2 separate regions of the Homo sapiens genome follow, and region 2 is linked to region 1. Evidence: read pairs that join two places in POLR2A ChIA-PET (ENCODE). Cell type or tissue: A673. All regions are shown on one strand. Links, peaks and the distances in the headings refer to the core of each region. The heading gives the core; the rest is flanking DNA. Region 1 overlaps RPAP1 (RNA polymerase II associated protein 1). Region 2 overlaps RTF1 (RTF1 homolog, Paf1/RNA polymerase II complex component).

The links. Peaks named below come from ENCODE experiments on the same cell type or tissue, not always from the same donor. Only the 100,000 strongest peaks of a DNase experiment are listed, where the experiment ranks them.
Region 2: POLR2A ChIA-PET joins it to region 1 with 5 read pairs; 4 of 35 experiments call an interaction of 5 or more read pairs at or near these places.

What each region holds. Positions count from the first base shown.
Region 1 is chr15:41,526,670-41,536,496 of GRCh38, reverse strand. RPAP1 (RNA polymerase II associated protein 1) reads left to right here. Exons shown (of 25, transcript NM_015540.4): 4 at 279-368; 5 at 865-985; 6 at 1,562-1,783; 7 at 5,295-5,474; 8 at 6,518-6,633; 9 at 6,929-7,027; 10 at 8,161-8,262; 11 at 8,470-8,637; 12 at 8,892-9,074; 13 at 9,196-9,330; 14 at 9,429-9,599. Among named protein-coding and RNA genes, the nearest start is that of RPAP1, 13 kb to the left of the region's middle. In A673, for the core only: no CTCF peak of the experiment used is centred there; no DNase peak of the experiment used is centred there.
Region 2 is chr15:41,432,095-41,441,921 of GRCh38, reverse strand. RTF1 (RTF1 homolog, Paf1/RNA polymerase II complex component) reads right to left here. Exons shown (of 18, transcript NM_015138.5): 2 at 3,491-3,601. Among named protein-coding and RNA genes, the nearest start is that of RTF1, 20 kb to the right of the region's middle. RefSeq lists an enhancer at 9,647-9,827. In A673, for the core only: no CTCF peak of the experiment used is centred there; no DNase peak of the experiment used is centred there; H3K27ac peaks cover 1,023 bases.

The DNA.
Region 1 (9,827 bases), core at 1,066-9,065:
GTCTCACTCTGGCTGAGTAGGATAAGATGTTCTAGGGCAACAGGGATATTGGATGCTCGGGGTGGGTGAGGCTTATCAGTGGAGGGTGCTTCAGAAAGGTAGACTTTTACCCCTGAGGTCAGGTTGGGGGCTGGGTTAGAATCACTGCCCTGAAGGGAGGAGGGTCCGTAACCCCCCAGAGTGAGGTTCTCATCGTTCAGAACTGGGCTAATAGGATCGGGTCCAGCCTGGGGAAGTTTCTCCATTGTGCTTCACAACTTTGTGCTTTGTTGCTACAGGAACGAGATACAAGTTCAGTGGCCGTGAATCTGCCTGTGCCCAGTGGTGTTGCTTTCCCTGCTGTGTTCCTTCGCTCGCGGGACACACAGGTAGGCAAGGGTAAGCTTAGGTGGTGCTCAGGAGACAGACAGGTGAGTCTCATAGTGCATCTTCTCCAGGCAGGTAGTTTTAATGATGATAAGCAATTTAATTTACAAAGCAGGATCATACTAAGCACTTCATACCCATTACTTCTTTTAATCTTCATAACAAACATATAAGGCAGGTATCATGATGATACCTTGGGGATGAGGAGTCCTTATTCCCATTTTTCATATGAGGAAACTGAGACCCCAAAGAGATAAATAACTTGTCCAACACCACACATCTAATAGGTAGAAGAGCCAGAACTTCAACCCAAGTCTGTCAGAGTCTAAGACCTTTACTCTTATAGACCTCTCCTTTTTCTGAGAACTAGGGTTGTGATCCCTGGAAATTGAGCAAATCCCCTTTTATCTCTTTGTTCCAGAGGCCTTGATATAAAGAGGTTGAGAGGAAAGTGGGATGATGAGCATCAGTAACCTGGGTTTTCTTTTTGCCCCACAGGGGAAATCAGCAACATCTGGTAAGAGAAGCATCTTTGCCCAGGAAATTGCGGCAAGGAGGATAGCTGAAGCCAAGGGCCCATCAGTTGGGGAAGTTGTGCCCAACGTGGGCCCACCAGAGGGTGAGCCGGGGTTGAAGAGGATTGGGCTTGGCCTTTTTAAAAGACACAATCATAGGGTCATTTTTGAAGATATGTCTTCCTGCCTCAAATGAGAGGTGCATTTGAGCCATCTCAAGTAGTCTGAGAATACTAGGTATGGGAGGCTTGGGTCCATATCTGGGTCTCAGGTGCTGGGAGTGGGGCAGGCCATTATGCAGTCCTAAGAGAAAGGGAATAGGGCAGAAGTGTCTGGCAGAGACTGTAAAATAAATGTGTTGGCCAAGATCCCTTTAATGATGCAAATTATTAGCTTAACAGCTGGGAGCAGGCCCCTGGCTATAGATGCCTGCCTAGATATCTAAGAGGAGTCAGAAATTAGGATGTTTCTGAGGAAAACCTTTTCATATAAGTACTAGGGAAGCAGTGAGTGGAGAAGCCACCTGGAGTCCCTGTGCCAGACCCAGTGGGGTCTCCACTCTGAGGAAAGTTTGGGTCTATACCTGTCTCCAGGGCTAATAGCCTTATAGAAGAAGGCCAAAAAGCCCAGTTAGAGCCCTGGAGGACAGAGCAATGAATGTGATCATACCTTTCTTCCAGGTGCCGTGACCTGTGAGACACCCACTCCTAGGAACCAGGGCTGCCAGCTTCCTGGGAGCAGCCACAGCTTTCAGGGACCCAATCTGGTCACAGGGAAGGGGCTCAGGGATCAAGAAGCTGAGCAGGAAGCCCAGACTATCCATGAAGAGAACATAGCAAGACTGCAGGCCATGGCTCCTGAGGAGATCCTGCAGGAACAGCAGCGGTTGCTGGCCCAGCTTGGTATGGGTGCCTGGCTTTCCTGCTGAGACCAGGCTAGGAGAGGAATACCACTTATTGAGCTAGGCTTACTGTGAGTTCCGGGCACTGTGCTGAGTACTTTAATGCTTTTTTTTTTTTTTTTTTTTTTTTTGAGATGGTCTTGCTCTGTCACCCAGGCTGGAATGCAGTGGCACGATCTCGGCTCACTGCAACCTCCACCTTCACGGCTCAAGCAATCCTCCCACTTCAGCCTCCTGTGTAGCTGGGATTATAGGCACACACCACCACACTCAGCTAATTTTTTTTTTTTTTTGGGGGGACAGAGTTTCACTCTTGTTGCCTAGGCTGGAATGCAATAGCACAATCTCGGCTCACCACAACCTCCGCCTCCCGGGTTCAAGAGATTCTCCTACCTCAGTCTCTCGAGTAGCTGGAATTACACGCATCTGCCACCACGCCCAGCTAATTTTTTTATTTTTAGTAGAGGTAGGGTTTCTCCATGTTGGTCAGGCTGGTCTCGAACTCCCAACCTCAGGTGATCTGCCCTCCTCGGCCTCCCAAAGTGCTAGGATTACAAGCATGAGCCACCATGCCCGGCCTTTTTTTTTTTTTGAGATGGAGTTTCGGTCTTGTTGCCCAGGTTAGAGTGCAATGGCGCGACGTAGGCTCACTGCAACCTCCGCCTCCTGGGTTCAAATGATTCTCCTGCCTCAGCCTCCTGAGTATCTGGGATTACAGGTGCCCACCACCATACCCAACTAATTTTTGTATTTTTAGTAGAGACGGAGTTTCACCATGTTGGCCAGGCTGGTGTCGAACTCCTGACCTCAGGTGATCCACTGGCCTTGGCCTCCCAAAGTGCTGGAGCCACTGCGCCTAGGTTTTTTTTTTTTTTTAAGACGGATTTTTCCTCTTGTTGCCCAGGCTGGAGTGCAATGGCGCAATCTCTGCTCACTGCAACCTCTGCCTCCCAGGTTCAAGCAATTCTCCTGTCTCAGCCTCCAAAGTAGCTGGGATTACAGGCGCCTGCCACCATGCCTGGCTAATTTTTTTATTTTTTGTATTTTTAGTAGAGACGGGGTTTCCCTGTATTGGCCAGGCTGGTTTCGAACTCTTGACCTCAGGTGGATCAAAGTGCCTCCCAAAGTGCTGGGATTACAGGTGTGAGCCACCGTGCCTGGCCCCCAGCGAATTTCTTTTAAGGTTTTTGTAGAGATGAGGTCTCACTATATTGCACAGGTTGGTTTTTGTTTTTTGTTTTTTGTTTTCAGAGTCTCCCTCTGTCACCCAGGCTGGAGTGGAATGGCACGATCTCGGCTCACTGCAACCTCTGCCTCCCAGGTTCAAGTGATTCTTGTGCCTCAGCCTTTTCAGCAGCTGGAATTAGAGGTGTGTACCACCATGCTTGGCTAATTTTTTTTATTTTCAGTAGAGATGGGGTCTCACCATGTTGGCCAGGCTAGTTTCGAACTCCTGGCATCAAGTGATCCACCGACCTCAGCCTCCCAAAGTGCTGGGATTACAGGCATGAGCCACCGTGCCTGACCTTTAATGCATTATTCAGTTCTGTCCTTAAACTTGTCCTGTGAGGTAGGTGGTATTAACCCTATTTTACTTATGAAAGAAACTGAGGCCTAAAATTTAAAAGAAATTCTACCCAGGTCACACACCTTATAAGAAGCACAGGACACAGGATTTAAACCCAGATCTACCTGGTCTCATATGCCCTGCTTTTTTTTTTTTTTTTTTTTTTTTTGAGACGGAGTCTCGCTCTGTTGTCCTGGGTGGAGTACAGTGACACGATCTCAGCTCACTGCAACCTGTACCTCCCTAGTTCAAGCGATTTTCCTGCCTCAGCCTCCTGAGTAGCTGGGATTACAGATGTGCACCACCACACCCAGCTAATTTTTTTGTATTTTTAGTAGAGATGGGTTTCACCATGTTGGCCAGGCTGGTCTTGAACTCCTGACCTCCAGCGACCCATCTGCCTCGGCCTGCTGAAGTGCTGCGATTTTTTTTTTGAGATGGTCACCGTGCCCAGCCGAGGCCCTACTTTTTAACCACTGTGCTATGTATAACTGTACTACCCTGGTATAGTATACACTATGCTTTATTATAGCTATACTCTAGTATATGTATAGTCTCTTCTACTCTGTGATACTGTTCTATGCTATGCCTCACCCCTAGTGTCTGTTCACCAAAATGCCAGGCACTCAGTCAATCTTGTTACCCACTGTATACTAGCACCTCTATAGAGTATAATACGTGTTAGGGCTCAGTATGGTGCCTTGCCCTGTAATTCCAGCACTTTGGGAGGTTGAGGTGAGAGGATTGCTTGAGGCCAAGAGTTTACGACCAGCTTGAGGAACATCATGAGACCCCATCTCTACAAAAAATAAAGATATAAAAAATTACAGCCAGGTGTGGAGGCTCACGCCTGTAATCCCAGCACTTTGGGAGGCTGAGGTGGGCGGATCACAAGATCAAGACATTGAGACCATCCTGGCCAACACGGTGAAACCCTGTCTCTACTAAAAATACAAAAATTAGCTGGGCGTGGTGGCACACGCCTGTAGTCCCAGCTACTCGGGAGGCTGAGGCAAGAAAATCACTTGAACCCGGGAGGCGGACCTTGCAGTGAGCCGAGATCGTGCCATGGCACTCCAGCCTGGGCGACAGAGTGAGACTCTGTCTCAAAAAAAAAAAAAAAAATTAGCCAGATATGGTGGTGCATGCCGGTAGTCCCAGTTACTTGGGAGGCTGAGGCGGGAGGATTGCTTGAGCCCAGGAGTTTGAGGCTGTGGTGAGCTACGATTGTGCCACTGCACTCCAGCATGGGTAACAGAGCAAGACCCTATCTCTTTAAAAATATATATTTACAGCCTGAGCAACATGGTAAAACCCCGTCTCTAGTAAAAATACAAAAATTAGCCAGGCGTGGTGGCAGGCACTTTTAATCCCAGCTACTCAGGAGGCTGAGGCAGGAGAATCCCTTGAACCTGGGAGATGGAGGTTGCAGTAAGTTGAGATTGCACCACTGCACTCCAGCCCGGGCGACACAGCGAGATTCCGTCTCAAAAAAAAAAAAAAAAAAAAAAAAAAAAAAATATATATATATATATATATATATATATGTGTGTGTGCATAAATAAATTAGCTAAGAGAAGGAAATTCTTTCTGTAAATGCCTTCTTTTTGGCCCTAGTCAACATTAACTTATTCATTCTACAGCCACTTACATTGGAACTGTGACCTGAAACCAAAGGGATAGGCATAGGAACCTGGGCCAGTGGACTGTGAGGGATAGAGGGAAAGGTGGGCAGGTGGGCAGGTGGGCCTAGTGACCCCACAGGTGTGAGAAGGCTGGGTCATTGATGGGCCACAGGAGCACCCAGAAGGCTCAGGCCCAGGCTCGGAAGCAGCTTGTCCTGTCCTTGGCACCCACAGACAGGCGATATTCAGCGGGTTCCAGGTCTGTAGGAGGCCAGGGAGGATCTACCCTCACTCACTCTCCCCTCTACCTTCGCCTCTAGACCCCAGCTTGGTTGCTTTCTTGAGATCTCACAGCCACACGCAAGAGCAAACAGGAGAGACAGCCTCTGAGGAGCAGAGGCCAGGAGGACCCTCTGCTAATGTCACCAAGGAGGAACCCCTCATGTCAGCTTTTGCCAGTGAGCCCAGGAAGAGAGACAAGCTGGAGCCAGAAGCCCCAGGTTTGCAGGAGGCGGGGGTCATATTTTGGTGGATAAAAGTAGGGGAAATTGTCCCTTTTCCTAGGCCTGGCAAATGAGAGAAGAGAGAAGCTTCTGTGCTTTTGGACATCTAACATTAATCCTCATTATTGGCTTCAAGTCAGTCTTCATTGCTGATGCATGTCTTCTTCCTGCACATGCTTCCTGTTTTCTTGTCCTGTTACTGCCCCTTCTCCGCCTTCCCTTTTAAGAGGCAGCAATGCGTGATGGCTGAATCCCACTCCACCCGCTCCCGGCAGACTATCTTCCTGTCCTTGCTGTAGCTGCCCCAGCTCTGGCTCTGTCCATCCCACTGTTCTTTCTCTCTCTGCTCACAGTGCTGGGGGAAAGATGGCAGGGCCAGAGTAATAAGAGAGGCAGAATCTGACAAAGATCTTATGAACATGCCAGACCAGAAGCAGAGAGGCCAGTGGAAGCACTCATTTCCCAGAAACTAGATTATTTCATTAGTGATTAACAAAATAAGAAATTGAATTATGAGAGCCAGGAACCTCATGCCCCCGGAGGAGCTCCAGGCCAGCTGAGCAGGTTGGGTGGGGGTAGGCGTGAAGGAGGAAAATGCTGTGGGATTTGTTTCTGTATCCTGCCCCCCAGGAGCAGTATAGTTGCCTCCTCCTCATTGTCCCCACTCTCCTACTCCTTTAAGGGCTGGTACTGGAAAGTGGAGATGGTGCCTTCCTGACATATGTGGTCCTCCTTCTTCATCTTTTTCTCCTTTCTTTCTCTTTCTTCCTTCTCCTTCTCCTCCTCTCTCCCCTCCCAACAAATCCTTGGGGTCAGCAAGGGGCTGGAGCCCAGGATGGAGTGTGTCTGTCATATTTGAGACTTTCACCCCAGCCCCAGGAGTTCCAGTCCCTGGGCCATGCCATTTAGCCATAACCGAGGGTAGAAGCTGGCAGATCCTGGAACAGAAGTGGATGTGGCAGCTGCTGGGTGATGGTGGGGACCCCTGTGGATAGTGAGCTGAGCCGTTTGGGTAATACTATCATGCTTTGTCTCCCCAGCTCTGGCATTGCCCGTGACCCCTCAGAAAGAATGGCTGCACATGGACACTGTCGAGCTGGAGAAGCTCCACTGGACCCAGGACTTGCCCCCTGTCCGGCGGCAGCAGACACAGGAGGTGAGGAGGGCCACCTGGCCTACAAGGGGTGGGTGAGATAGGGCAGGAGAGGAGCTGCTGCTCTTGCCCTCAGAACTCAGGCCTTTCTATTGCCCAGAGCCTGAGAAGCATCTCTCCTTTGCTCTCACCCACCTTTACCATCACTCTGCCTGGCCCCCAAGGCCAGATAAGCCCCATTTCTGGTAGAAGTAGAGTCAGTACCTAAGTCCTGAAAGGCCTGGGATTAAAGGTGGGGAGTGGGTGTGGGAAGGTTGCTGGAGCCCCCAGACCACAGTCCTCTTTCTCTTCCCATTAGAGGATGCAGGCTCGATTCAGTCTTCAGGGAGAACTACTGGCCCCTGACGTGGACCTGCCCACCCACCTGGGTCTGCACCACCATGGAGAGGAGGCAGAGGTGAGGCATGGGACTGGAGAGGATGGGGCAGCTCTTTTAACAACCCCATGGAAAAGGATCTCTGGTCAACTGCCTTTGACCTTCTGTGTGCCCTGTTCTAGTTCATGCCTTTGCTGTGCATTCAGTTTCTTTTTTTGGAGACAGAATCTCGCTCTGGCCCAGGCTGGAGTGCAGTGGTATGATCTTGGCTCACTGCAGCCTCCACCTCCTGGGTTCAAGCCATTCTCCTGCCTCAGCCTCCTGACTAGCTGGGATTACAGGCGCATGCCACCACGTCCAGCTAATTTTTGTATTTTTAGTAGAGACGGGGTTTCACCATGTTAGCCAGGATGGTCTTGATCTCCTGAGCTTGTGATCCGCCTGCCTCGGCCTCCCAAAGTGCTGGGATTACAGGCGTGGCATTCAGTTTCTTAGGCTCAAAATCTTGATCCTCTCTCCGTATTCTGGTCAGTTGCTAGAATTTGCCGATCTTCTGTCACCTCCTCATGATGCCTCCTGCACTGTGGCCTTGCTTCCTTGGTCTGCTCACTCTCCATGCCCTCCATTCTCCGCCCCCCTGCCATTCCATGTCTCTCGGGGCTGCTGTGCTGATTTCTTCTGGCCCAGCTCAGGCCATGCCTTGCCTCCAGAAGTTTCCCAGCTTCCCTCTGCTCACAAAATAAGGTTCTGGTCTCAGCTGGGCAAGATATTCCTTCTACCTTTTGTCCCTGCTGACCCTGCTGCTCTGCCTCCTTCACTTCCTGCTACACCACTCTGCTGGCTTCTCCCCACATACCTCCTGTGCTCAGGGCCCTCCAGGACTCCACTCGCTCCAGGAAATGCCTTTGCCTTTTGCTCCATGTCAGGCCATCAAAGCTCTACCCATCCACTGAGACCAATTTAATTTTCCAGGTTCCCTTCTCTCTCTCTCCTGTCCGCCGGTCGCAAATTAAACATCAGTTATCACGTTCCTCTGCATCTGCCTCATGGCATGGTTACTTGTATGCAAGTCTTATCTTTACCGGCTTGAGGCTCCATGGAAAGCAGGGCAGATTTCACTTATTTATCTTTGTCTTTCCTGTGATACCTTGCTTGGTGTTTTGGGGGCACTGTGCTGTATCCTGGCTGCTTCTGACTTCTTGTCCCTGCCCCAGAGAGCGGGGTATTCCCTACAGGAGCTGTTCCACCTGACCCGCAGCCAGGTTTCCCAGCAGAGAGCACTGGCACTGCATGTGTTAGCCCAGGTCATCAGCAGGGTGAGTGGATTGCCAGCCTGGTCCTGCCCACCCTTCCCTTCACCCCACAGCCTCAGACTTCCCCATCTCCTGCCCTTTTCACTCTGGCTCACTAGCCAGCTATGTGCTTTTAACAACCTAGGATCATAGGGGGGCAAACGAAGGATTAGGGCAAAGCCTCTAGATAACTTCAGCATCTTCAGCAAGGTTTTACCCTCCTGCCCTCAGGCCCAGGCTGGTGAGTTTGGGGACCGGCTAGCAGGCAGTGTCTTAAGCCTCCTTTTGGATGCTGGTTTCCTCTTCCTACTGCGCTTCTCCTTGGATGACAGAGTGGATGGGGTCATTGCAACCGCCATCCGTGCTCTTCGGGCTCTGCTGGTGGCTCCTGGAGATGAGGTACCACAGGGATAGGAATGGGGCTTGGGCTGGGAGGTGCCAGGGTCCATATTCCTGTTCCTGGGCATGGCCCCATTGCTAAGGCTTTGCGGGCAAGATGTAGAATGGGATGGCAGGCGTCTCCCTCATCTCCTAAAGTCCCTAAAGCCCAGGAGGCTTGCCTTTATGGTTTTTATTGGGGAGCATCCTCTCTACTCCTGGATCCATTTCCTGGCCCCTTCAGCATTGCCCCCCAACTCCCGTTCCTCTGGCAGGAGCTCCTCGACAGCACCTTCTCTTGGTACCATGGAGCTTTGACGTTCCCTCTGATGCCCAGCCAGGAGGACAAGGAGGATGAGGACGAGGATGAAGAATGCCCAGCAGGAAAAGCAAAAAGGAAAAGCCCTGAAGAAGAAAGCCGGCCTCCACCTGACCTGGCCCGACATGATGTCATCAAGGTAAAGGGACAGCTTCTTTCCCATCCCATGGCCCAGGGGACAAGCACATGCTGGAAAGAGGGGCCATCAATGCCCAGGGTCCAGCTGCATTTGTCAGTGGGTTTCTCTCTCCAACTCCCAGGGGCTCCTGGCTACCAGCCTGCTGCCTCGGCTGCGCTACGTGCTGGAGGTGACATACCCAGGACCTGCGGTGGTCCTTGACATCCTGGCTGTGCTCATCCGCCTGGCCCGGCATTCCCTGGAATCAGCCACAAGGGTGAGAAAAAAGGGAGCAGGGAATGGGCAAAAAGCCTAGCTGGGCCTTGTCTTGACCCACAGCCTCCCTTCCTCCCTTTTACCTCCTGTCTCCCATAGGTCCTGGAGTGCCCTCGGCTGATAGAGACTATAGTTCGAGAGTTCTTGCCCACCAGTTGGTCTCCTGTGGGGGCAGGGCCTACCCCTAGTCTATACAAAGTACCCTGTGCTACTGCCATGAAACTACTTCGTGTCCTGGCCTCAGCTGGGAGGAATATTGCTGCCCGGCTGGTGAGCAGGACACAGGGCAAGGGATGGGGGAATGCATGGGACAGGGTTGGGTTGGGAGCTAAACATGGCTCCTGAACTCTGGGTGGCCAGCTCTTGCCATCTTCTTCCTCTCTGATCCAGTTGCTTAGAAATGCAACAGAAATCACCAGGCATGAACCTGTTTACTGGAGCCTGTTTACTGGAGCCTGGTGCATCATATAGGTATACTGTGGTCTCATGATGTAATAG
Region 2 (9,827 bases), core at 1,155-9,154, 95 kb after region 1:
CAAAGAGACATGATGGAAACAGAAAAACAGGCATCTTTCAGAATGACCATGATACAGACGCTGCTGCTCTCGTGAGAGAGGGACTGGAGTAGAGTTACAATAAGCCTGAGGGCCTGGAGTACTAGAATCTGAAGGCAGCAGCAGGAGCTAAGAATCCTGTAGGGGAAAAGTCACTCAAACGCTCATTTCTTGCTGGGCAGGGTGGAGCTTGCTGTCAGCTTTTTCTCCAATACGTGCACAAATCATTGGGTAGTGTTCTAAGATGAGCAGTTTTTTACTTCATTAAGCAGCTGCAAGTAACAAAGGGAACCCTAAACCATGAAGAATTTTATGGATGTGGATCTCCTCTAACACAAGTTGTGGGCTCCTCTAATGCTTTGGCTAAAAAAGGAGGAAGGGAATCTCAGTACTAACTGCAAAAGTTAGGACTCTGACCTAACTTTTAACAACAGACATATGGAGAATGAATGTGTTCCAAGCAGACTTACTGCTTGTATCTTAAGGAATACCAGAGACCACAAACACATTACAGGGTATTCCAGGCATAACACATATTCAAACTTAATACAATACTGAGTGGCAAGGGTGGACCACAGCAGCTGACTTCTGAAACATGAAAAATAAAAGTAGCTATAAGAATAGTGGGAGAGAGGCCAGACATGGTGGCTCACGCCTGTAATCCCAGCACTTTGGGAGGCCGAGGCGGGCGGATCACAAGGTCAGGAGATAGAGACCATCCTGGCTAACATGGTGAAACCCCGTCTCTACTAAAAATACAAAAAATTAGCCAGGAGTGGTGGCAGGCGCCTGTAGTCCCAGCTATTTGGGAGGTTGAGGCAGAAGAATGGAGTGAGCCCAGGAGGCGGAGCTTGCAGTAAGCCGAGATCACGCCACTGCACTCCAGCCTGGGTGACAGAGTGAGACTCCGTCTCAAAAAAAAAAAAAAAAAAAAAGAGGGGACTAGTGGGAGAGAAAATTATTTCAAGGTTTTTCTGTATTGTCTAGGCATTTAAAGAAAGAAAACAGAAAACAAAATGAAAAAGCAAATTATTTCATAGACCCCCCACTGATTTTTTGTTAATTTGAGAGAAATTATAGTTTATCCATTAAAAATAAACAAAAGAATAAACTTTTGGCCAGGCACAGGGCTCACGCCTCTAATCCCAGCACTTTGGGAAGCCGAGGCGGGCAGATCACGAGGTCAGGAGAATGAGACCATCTTGGCTAACGTGGTGAAACCCCGACTCTACCAAAAATACAAAAAATTAGCTGGGTGTGGTGACATGCGCCTGCAGTCCCAGCTACTTGGGAGGTTGAGACAGGAAAATTGCTTGAACCCAGGAGGCAGAGGTTGCAGTGAGCTGAGATCGCACCACTGCACTCCAGCCTGGCAACAGAGCGAGACTCTGTCTCAAAAAAAAAAAAAAAAAAGAGGCCAGGCGCGGTGGCTCACGCCTATAATCCCAGCACTTTGGGAGGCCAAGGGGGCGGGTCACCTGAGGTTAGGAGTTTGAGACCAGCCTGGCCAACATGGTGAAACCCCATCTCTACTAAAAATAAAAAATTAGCCAGGTGTGGTGGCACGCACCTGTAGTCCCAGCTACTCAGGAGGCTGAGGCAGGAGAATCTCTTAAACCCGGAAGGCAGAGGTTGCAGTGAGCCGAGATTGCGCCGCTGCACTGTAGCCTGGGTGACAGAGTGAGACGCAGTCTCAAGAAAAAAAAAAAAAAAAAGAAAGAAATTATCACTACAGTTGATCAGAAGGCAATCACTCCAATATGCACATGCAGGGCACCGGTAAATACTATTCAGCTGCTAATTAAATTTCATTATATTAAATAAACATTTTTTACTTTACTGTTAACAAATATTTTCCTAGGCTGTAGGGTAAGAAATTACACTGAAAGGTGATATCCGGCTTCTCTGCAAGTAATTACTAAGGGGAAGAAAATACTTTAAATCAAATGAAAGGCTGGGTGCAATGGCTCATGCCTGTAATCTCAGCAGTTTGGGAGGCCAAGGCAGGTGGATCATCTGAGGTCGGAAGTTTGAGACCAGCCTGGCGAACGTGGCAAAACCCTGTCTCCACTAAAAATACAAAAATCAGCCGGGCACTGTGGTGCGTGCTTGTAGTTCCAGCTACTTGGGAGGCTGAGGCAGGAGAATCGCTTGAACCCGAGAGGCAGAGGTTGCAGTGAGCCGAGATCGTGCCGTTGCACTCTGGCCTGGGCGATAAGAGTGAGACTCCATCTCAAAAAAATAAAATAAAATAAATAAATCAAATGAGAAACATGTAGAAGTGTTTCAAATATCTTTCCCCTCATCCCTGTCTTCCATTAAGGTTTTGGATCTTTTAGGGCCTGCCATTGTTGGTAGGTAATTTGGGAAAGTGACCTTGGTCTAGACAATGAACAGTTGGATTTTCCTCCTTTGAAGTTAACACCATCACTCGGAGGGATGTTGAATCAATCTTCCCAAAGTTTCTTTTCTCACTAAAGTATTTCCCATTAAACTACAGCATCCTTGATAGAATTTATTTTCTAACTTGAAAGTGAGATTAAAAAGATGACTCAAAAAGAAAAAAGAGAGTCCGGGCGCAGTGGCTCACACCTGTAATCCCAGCACTTTGGGAGGCCAAGGTGGGTGGATCACGAGGTCAGGAGATTGAGACCACCCTGGCTAACACAGTGAAACCCCGTCTCTACTAAAAATAAAAAAAAAAATTAGCCAGGCCTGGTGGCGGGTGCCTGTAGTCCCAGCTAGTCAGTAGGCTGAGGCAGGAGAATGGCGTGAACCTGGAAGGCGGAAGTTGCAGTGAGCCAAGATCACACCACTGCACTCCAGCCTGGTGACAGAGTGAGACTCTGTCTTGAAAAAAAAAAAAAGAAAATAAAAGAAAAAATAGGATTACTGACTGTACCACTTCTGCAATAAGGCTGAAAAAAAAAAAAAAAGCTACAGAATGACTACGCATGTCCTGCAGAGGGACCCACTAGGTAACTAGCAGTACAATGAACATGACATTCAATAGCTTTCATTACACCATTTTCTTTTTTTTTTTGAGACAGAGTCTTGCTTTGTCACCCAGGCTGCAGTGCAGTGGGGCGATCCCGGCTCACTGCAACCTCTGCCTCCTGAGTTCAAGCAATTCTCCTGCCTCAGCCTCCTTAGTAGCTGGGATTACAGGCGTGCACCACCACGCCTGGCTAATTTTTGTATTTTTAGTAGAGACAGGGTTTCACCATGTTGGCCAGGCTGGTCTCGAACTCCTGACCTCAGGTGATCCACCCACCTCAGCCTCCCAAAGTGCTGGGATTACAGGAGAGAGCCACAGCGCCCGGCCTTCCTTACACCATTTTCTTTCCCCAATAAATTCTTGTAGATCTTAGGCTGTAAGTCTCCATTTAAGGAAATGAGGCCAACAGGAGCCACCAAAGCGAGGAGCCTCAACTATCTAATGGTCCCAGAAGCCGAGGCCCTCCACACCCACCTCATCGTCACTGTCAGACGTCTCCGAGTCTGACGAGGCTGCAGGCTGACTCACAGGCGGCTCCTTCTCCTCAGAGTCACTGCGCTTTCGCTTTGCCAGGGACAAGAGCTCCTAATGGGACAAAAATAGGCACATCAGTTTTGTTCAACAGAGAAAGAATATCCAAGAATAATAAAATGCCCACCCTCTCTAGATCTTTTTTATATTTTTGTGTTTTCAACTAAAGGACATTGTCACAGGGACTTCTATCAGCATGAACAGACTGACTGCTAGGATTCCAAGATGCTGAAGAAATGTTTAGAAAATCTGCCCCACCTTTTCAATGGATAATATATGTCTGAAGTTGGACAGGAAATGGAACCAAACTGGAGGCTATCCCCAAACTGTTCCTGATTCTACCCTAAACAACAGAAGCACTGATTCTCTGGGACTGGTAAGAAACATGTTTACAAAGGTAACCTAGTCACTGTTTTATCCGGTTTAGTATTTTAATGGTAAAATTGGCATTTGTGGGGCAGTTTTGAATAAGCTTACAAACTGTAATTTCTGAGGTCATTTTATATTTTGAATACTTAAACCAGAAAAAAAGTGTCCAGTGTTTAATCCAGTCTGTGACAACAAGCAGTAAGTGTGCTGGCCACTACACCAGAATCCTAATTTCACAAGCCCTATTCTCCCAATTCACCACCTCTGCCTTGTCCTGGTCATTTAAGCGAAATGACAGTAAGAAGGAAGTACCAGTAAGTAAGCCATGACTACAACCAAGATTTGCTCTGTCACATGGTTCCCTTCTCACTTGAAGTCTCCTCAACTCAGTCCAGTCACTCAAAAACGCAACAAAAGGTTACTTGCTCTGCTTTCTGCTAATACCAATACCAGTCCACAATTATACTGTACTCACTAGATGCCAGATACTTTTCTTTTTTCTTTTTTTTTGAGACAGAGTCTCGCTGTGTCACCCAGGCTGGAGTACAGTGGTGCGACCTCGGCTTACTACAAGCTCTGCCTCCCGGGTTCACACCATTCTCCTGCCTCAGCCTCCCGAGTAGCTGTCAGGCGCCCACCACCACGCCCGGCTAATTTTTTTTTTTTGTATTTTTAGTAGAGAGGGGGTTTGACCACATTAGCCAGGATGCTCTCGATCTCCTGACCTCGTGATCCGCCCGCCTTGGCATCCCAAAGTGCTGGGATTACAGATGTGAGCCCCCACACCCGGCCCAATGCAAGGTACTTTTCTAAACATCTGATATTTAATCTTCACAACAACTGATATCATTACCATTTAAAGATAATGAAAGAAAAGAGATTTTTTTGTTGTTCTTGGTTTTTATTGTTTGTTTGTTTCAAGATGGAGTCTTGCTCTGTCGCCCAGGCTGGAGTGCAGTGGCGAGATCTCGGCTTACTGCAACCTCCGCCTCCCGGGTTCAAGCGATTCTCCTGAGTCAACCTCCCGAGTAGCTGGGACTACAGGGGTGTGCCACCACACCTGGGTAATTTTTTGTATTTTAGTAGAGACGGGGTTTCACCAAGTTGGCCAGGATGGTCTCGATCTCCTGACCTTGTAATCCGCCCAACTCGACCTCCCAAAGTGCTGGGATTACAGGCGTGAGCCACCATGCCTGGTCTCTTATTGTTTTTGAGACAGAGACTCACTCTGTTGCCCAGTCTAGAGTGCAGTGGCACGATCTCGGCTGACTGCAACCTCCACCTCCCAGATTCAAGCAATGGCCGTGCCTCAGCCTCCCAAGTAGATGGGACTACAGGAGAATGCCACCATGCCTGGCTAATTTTTTTTTTTTTTTTTTTTTGAGACAGAGTCTTGCTCTGTCGCCCAGGCTGGAGTGCAGTGGTGTGATCTCGGCTTACTGCAAGCTCCGCCTCCCGGGTTCATACCATTCTACTGCCTCAACCTCCCAAGTGGCTGGGACTACAGGCACCCACCACCACGCCTGGCAATTTTTTTTTTTTTTTTTTTGAGACGGAGTCTCGCTCTGTCACCCAGGCTAGAGTGCAGTGGCACAATCTTGGCTCACTGCAAGATCGGCCTCCCGGGTTCACACCATTCTCCTGCCTCAGCCTCCTGAGTAGCTGGGACTACCGGTGCCAGCCAAGCCCAGCTAATTTTTTTTTTTTTTTTTTTTTTTAGTAGAGACGGGATTTCACTGTGTTAGCCAGGATGGTCTCAATCTCCTGACCTCGTGATCCGCCTGCTTTGGCCTCCCAGAGTGCTAGGATTACAGGCGTGAGCCACTGCACCCAGCCATGCCTGGCTAATTTTTGTACTTTTAGTAGAAATGGGGTTTTGTCATGCTGCCCAGGCTGGTCTTGAACTACTGACCTCAGGTGATTCACTCGCCTTGGCCTCCCAAAGTGCTGGGATTACAGGTGTGAACCACCACACCAGGCCAAGAAACTAAGGAGTTTAAGTAACTTACCCAAGCTGTGTAACTTACCTAGTAACACAGCTGGTACATGATAGAGCCAGGATTCAAACCTCGGCAGACAGAATCCTGGCTCCTAACTGAGTCATGGCTTACTAGTCTGAAACATTTTTCCCTTCTGCCAAAAGAGAGAAGATACAGCTAATAAACACTAGTAGTAATATTCCTTAACGATGATGGTGCTATACAATTATGGATCAAGTGCCAAGACAGACTGTAAAATAATAGACTGCTACAAAGTATCTGTTTTATTCTTCCAGTCTCTATTTTAGGAGTATATCCTCCCTCCTTGGCTAAAATGAGAAATGACCTTCTCAGATTAAACAACTGACTCTCTTGTTGATAAACACTCATAAAATGTTAACTCTTGTCATTTCACTAGACAGAGTTAACATACCAACTTCCTGAAAGACTGAAATCATACTCTGCTTTTTCATACCAAAATGTTAACTCTATGGACCAAATGCAAATTATATCAACACTTGTGTGTTTACAGTCGTTTTAAAACCTGAGGTAAACTGGGCACGGTGGTCTACACCTGTAATCCCAACACTTTGGGAGGCCAAGGTAGGAGGCTTGCTTGTAGAGACCCAGTCTCTATAAAAAAAAAAACAAAACAAAAAACCCAAACTTGAGGTATAATTTATATATATTTTATCCTTTCTAATATACTTTTCTAATATACTAACACATATAGTTCTATGAGTTTGACAAATACTTTAAACCACGACCACAGTCAAGATCTTTATCTTCTCTGATACAGAGAAGATCTAATCTCATCTCTGACTCCTTCAGGTTCACAAATACACTAGTACTCCTGTTTTGATACCAATTGATTATAACAAAGATTTGGATTTGCTATTAATCAAAACACAGCAGACATCTGCTAAAAGTTACTGTAGGCAGGAGGCTACAGGCAGGAGAATCGCTTGAACCCAGGAGGCAGAGGTTGCAGTGAGCTGAGATCACGCCACTGCACTCCAGCATGGGCGACAGAGCGAGACTCCATCTCAAAAAAAAAAAAAAAAGAGTTACTGTAACTAAAGTAAGACATTAGTACTGCTGGCCAGGCGCGGTGGCTCACGCCTGTAATCCCAGAACTTTGGGAGGCCAAGGCGGGCAGATCACGAGGTCAGGAGTTCGAGACCATCCTGGCCAACATAGTGAAACTCCGTCTCTACTAAAAATACAAAAAATTAGCCGGGCATGGTGATGTGCGCCTGTAATCCCAGCTACTCGGGAGGCTGAGGCAGGAGAACTGCTTCAACCTGGCAGGCAGAGGTTGCAGTGAGCAGAGATCGCATCACTGCACTCCAGCCCGGGTGACAGTGCAAGACTCCATCTCAAAAAGAAAAAAAAAAAAAAAGACATTAGTACTGCCTTCCTGCTAAGGAGGTTCCACTCCATATCCCATCATCTACACTCTACAGTTCCATCATCCCTCAATTCTCTCATCTTTATACATCCCTTCTCCCATTCCCTGGCAACCAGAGACCTGTTTTCTGTCCCTATAGAACATCATATAGATGGAATCATATAGTATCTTAGCCTTTTGAGTTTGGCTTCTTTCATTCAGCACAGTGCATTTGAGATTCATTCACATTACAGCATGTATCATTACTATAGTTTGTCTCTATTTTTGCTAAGTAGTATTCCACTGTATGAATGTATCAGTTTGTTGAACCATTTACCAGCTGAAAAACATTTGTGCTAGGTGCAGTGGTTCACGCCTATAATCCCAGCACTTTGGGAAGCCAAGGTGGGAGGACCGCTTGAGCCCAAAAGTTTGAGACCAGCTTGGCAACATAGCATGACCTCATCTTTACTTAAAAAAAAAAAAAAAAAAGGCCAGGCGTGGTGGCTCACGCCTGTAATTCCAGCACTTTGGGGAGGCCAAGGTGGCGGATCACCTGAGGTTGGGAGTTCGAGACCAGCCTGACCAACATGGAGAAACCGCATCTCTACTAAAAATAAAAAATTAGCTGTGCGTGGTGGTGCATGCCTGTAATCCTAGCTACTCGGGAGGCTGAGGCAGAAGAATTGCTTGAACCTGGGAGGCAGAGGTTGCAGTGAACTGAAATAGCACCATTGCACTCCAGCCTGGGCAAAAAGAGCAAAACTCCATCAAAAAAAAAAAAAAAAAAAAAGTGTGGTAGCAAACAACAACAATAAAACATCTGAGTTGTTACCATTTGGGGGTAATTGTATGTTCATGTATAGTCTTCTATGTAAACATTAGTTTTTACTTCACTTTGAGTAAATACCTAGGACTGGGATTGCTGGGTTATATAGTAATACGTTTATGGTCTTTACCATTACCTTTTTTCCCATATTACTTTAATGTAAATTTATAAGCTTTAAAGACTTCTGGGCTGGGTGCAGTGGCTCACGTTTGTAATACCACTACTTTGGGAGGCTGAGGCAGGTATATCACTTGAGGTGTGCCTGGCCAACATGGTGAAACCTGATCTTTGCTAAAAATACAAAAATCAGCTGGGCATGGTGGCGCACGCCTGTAGTCCTAGCTGCTCAGGAGGCTGAGGTGGGAGAATCACTTGAGTCTGGGAGGTGGGGGTTGCGGTGAGCAAAGATCATGCCAGTGCACTCCAGCCTGGGCAACAGAGTGAGACTCTGTCTCAAAAAGGCAAAAAAGACTTCTGGTAAGTAATCTCTTCTCTGACCCCTTCAGTTTCACAAATGCATTATTATGCCAGTTTTATATTTTTATTTATTTATTTTTTTTGAGATGGACTCTCACTATGTCTCCCAGGCTGGAGTATAGTGGAGTGATCTCGGCTCACAGCAACCTCCGCCTCCCTGGTTCAAGTGATTCTCCTGCCTCAGCCTCCCAAGTAGCTGGGACTATAGGTGCACGCCACCACACCCAGCTAATAGTTTTGTATTTTTAGTAGAGACAGGTTTTCACCATGTTGGCCAGGATGGTCTCGAACTCCTGATGATCTGCCCACCTCAGCCTCCCAAAGTGTTGGGATTACAGGTGTGAGCCACCGCAGCCGACCTCAGTATGCCTGTTTGTTTTTCTTTTTTTTGTGAGACGGAGTTTCACTCTTGTTGCCCAAGCTGGAGTGCAATGGTGCGATCCCGGCTCACTACAACCTCGGCCTCCTGGTTCAAGCAATTCTCCTGCCTCAGCCTCCCAAGTAGCTGGGATTACAGGTGTGCACCACAACACCTGGCTAATTTTTTGTATTTTTAGTAGAAGTAGGGTTTCACCACATTAGCCAGGCTGGTCTTGAACTCCTGATCTCAGGTGAGCCGCCGCCTTGGCCTCCCAAAGTGCTGGGATTACAGGTGTGAGCCACCATGCCCAGCCTAGTATGCCTGTTTTAATACCAATTCGTTATAAGAGAAATTTGGATTTGCTATCAATCAAACCATAGTAGACATCTGTTAAAAGTTACTGTAACTGAAGTGTTAAGACATTAGTACTGCCTTCCTGTTAAGGAGGTTCCGCTCTACATACTGAAAACCTAGGCCGGGCGCAGTGGCTCACGCCTGTAATCCCAGCACTTTGGGAGGCTGAGGTGGGTGGATCACGAGGTCAGGAGATCAAGACCAACCTGGCTAACACAGTGAAACCCTGTCTCTACTAAAAATACAAAAAATTAGCCAGGCGTGGTGGCGAGCGCCTGTAGTCCCAGGTACTCCGGAGGCTGAGGTGGGAGAATGGCGTGAACCCGGGAGGCGGAACTTGCAGTGGGCCGAGATTGTGCCACTGCACTCCATCCAGACTGAGTGACAGAGCAAGACTCCATCTCAAAAAAAAAAAAAAAGAAAACCTAACAAACAGCTCTCCTTCATCAACAAACAACTGCATCTGATAAGTACAATCCCTCTTCTACTACATTAAATACCATATTAACAATAGTATGGCC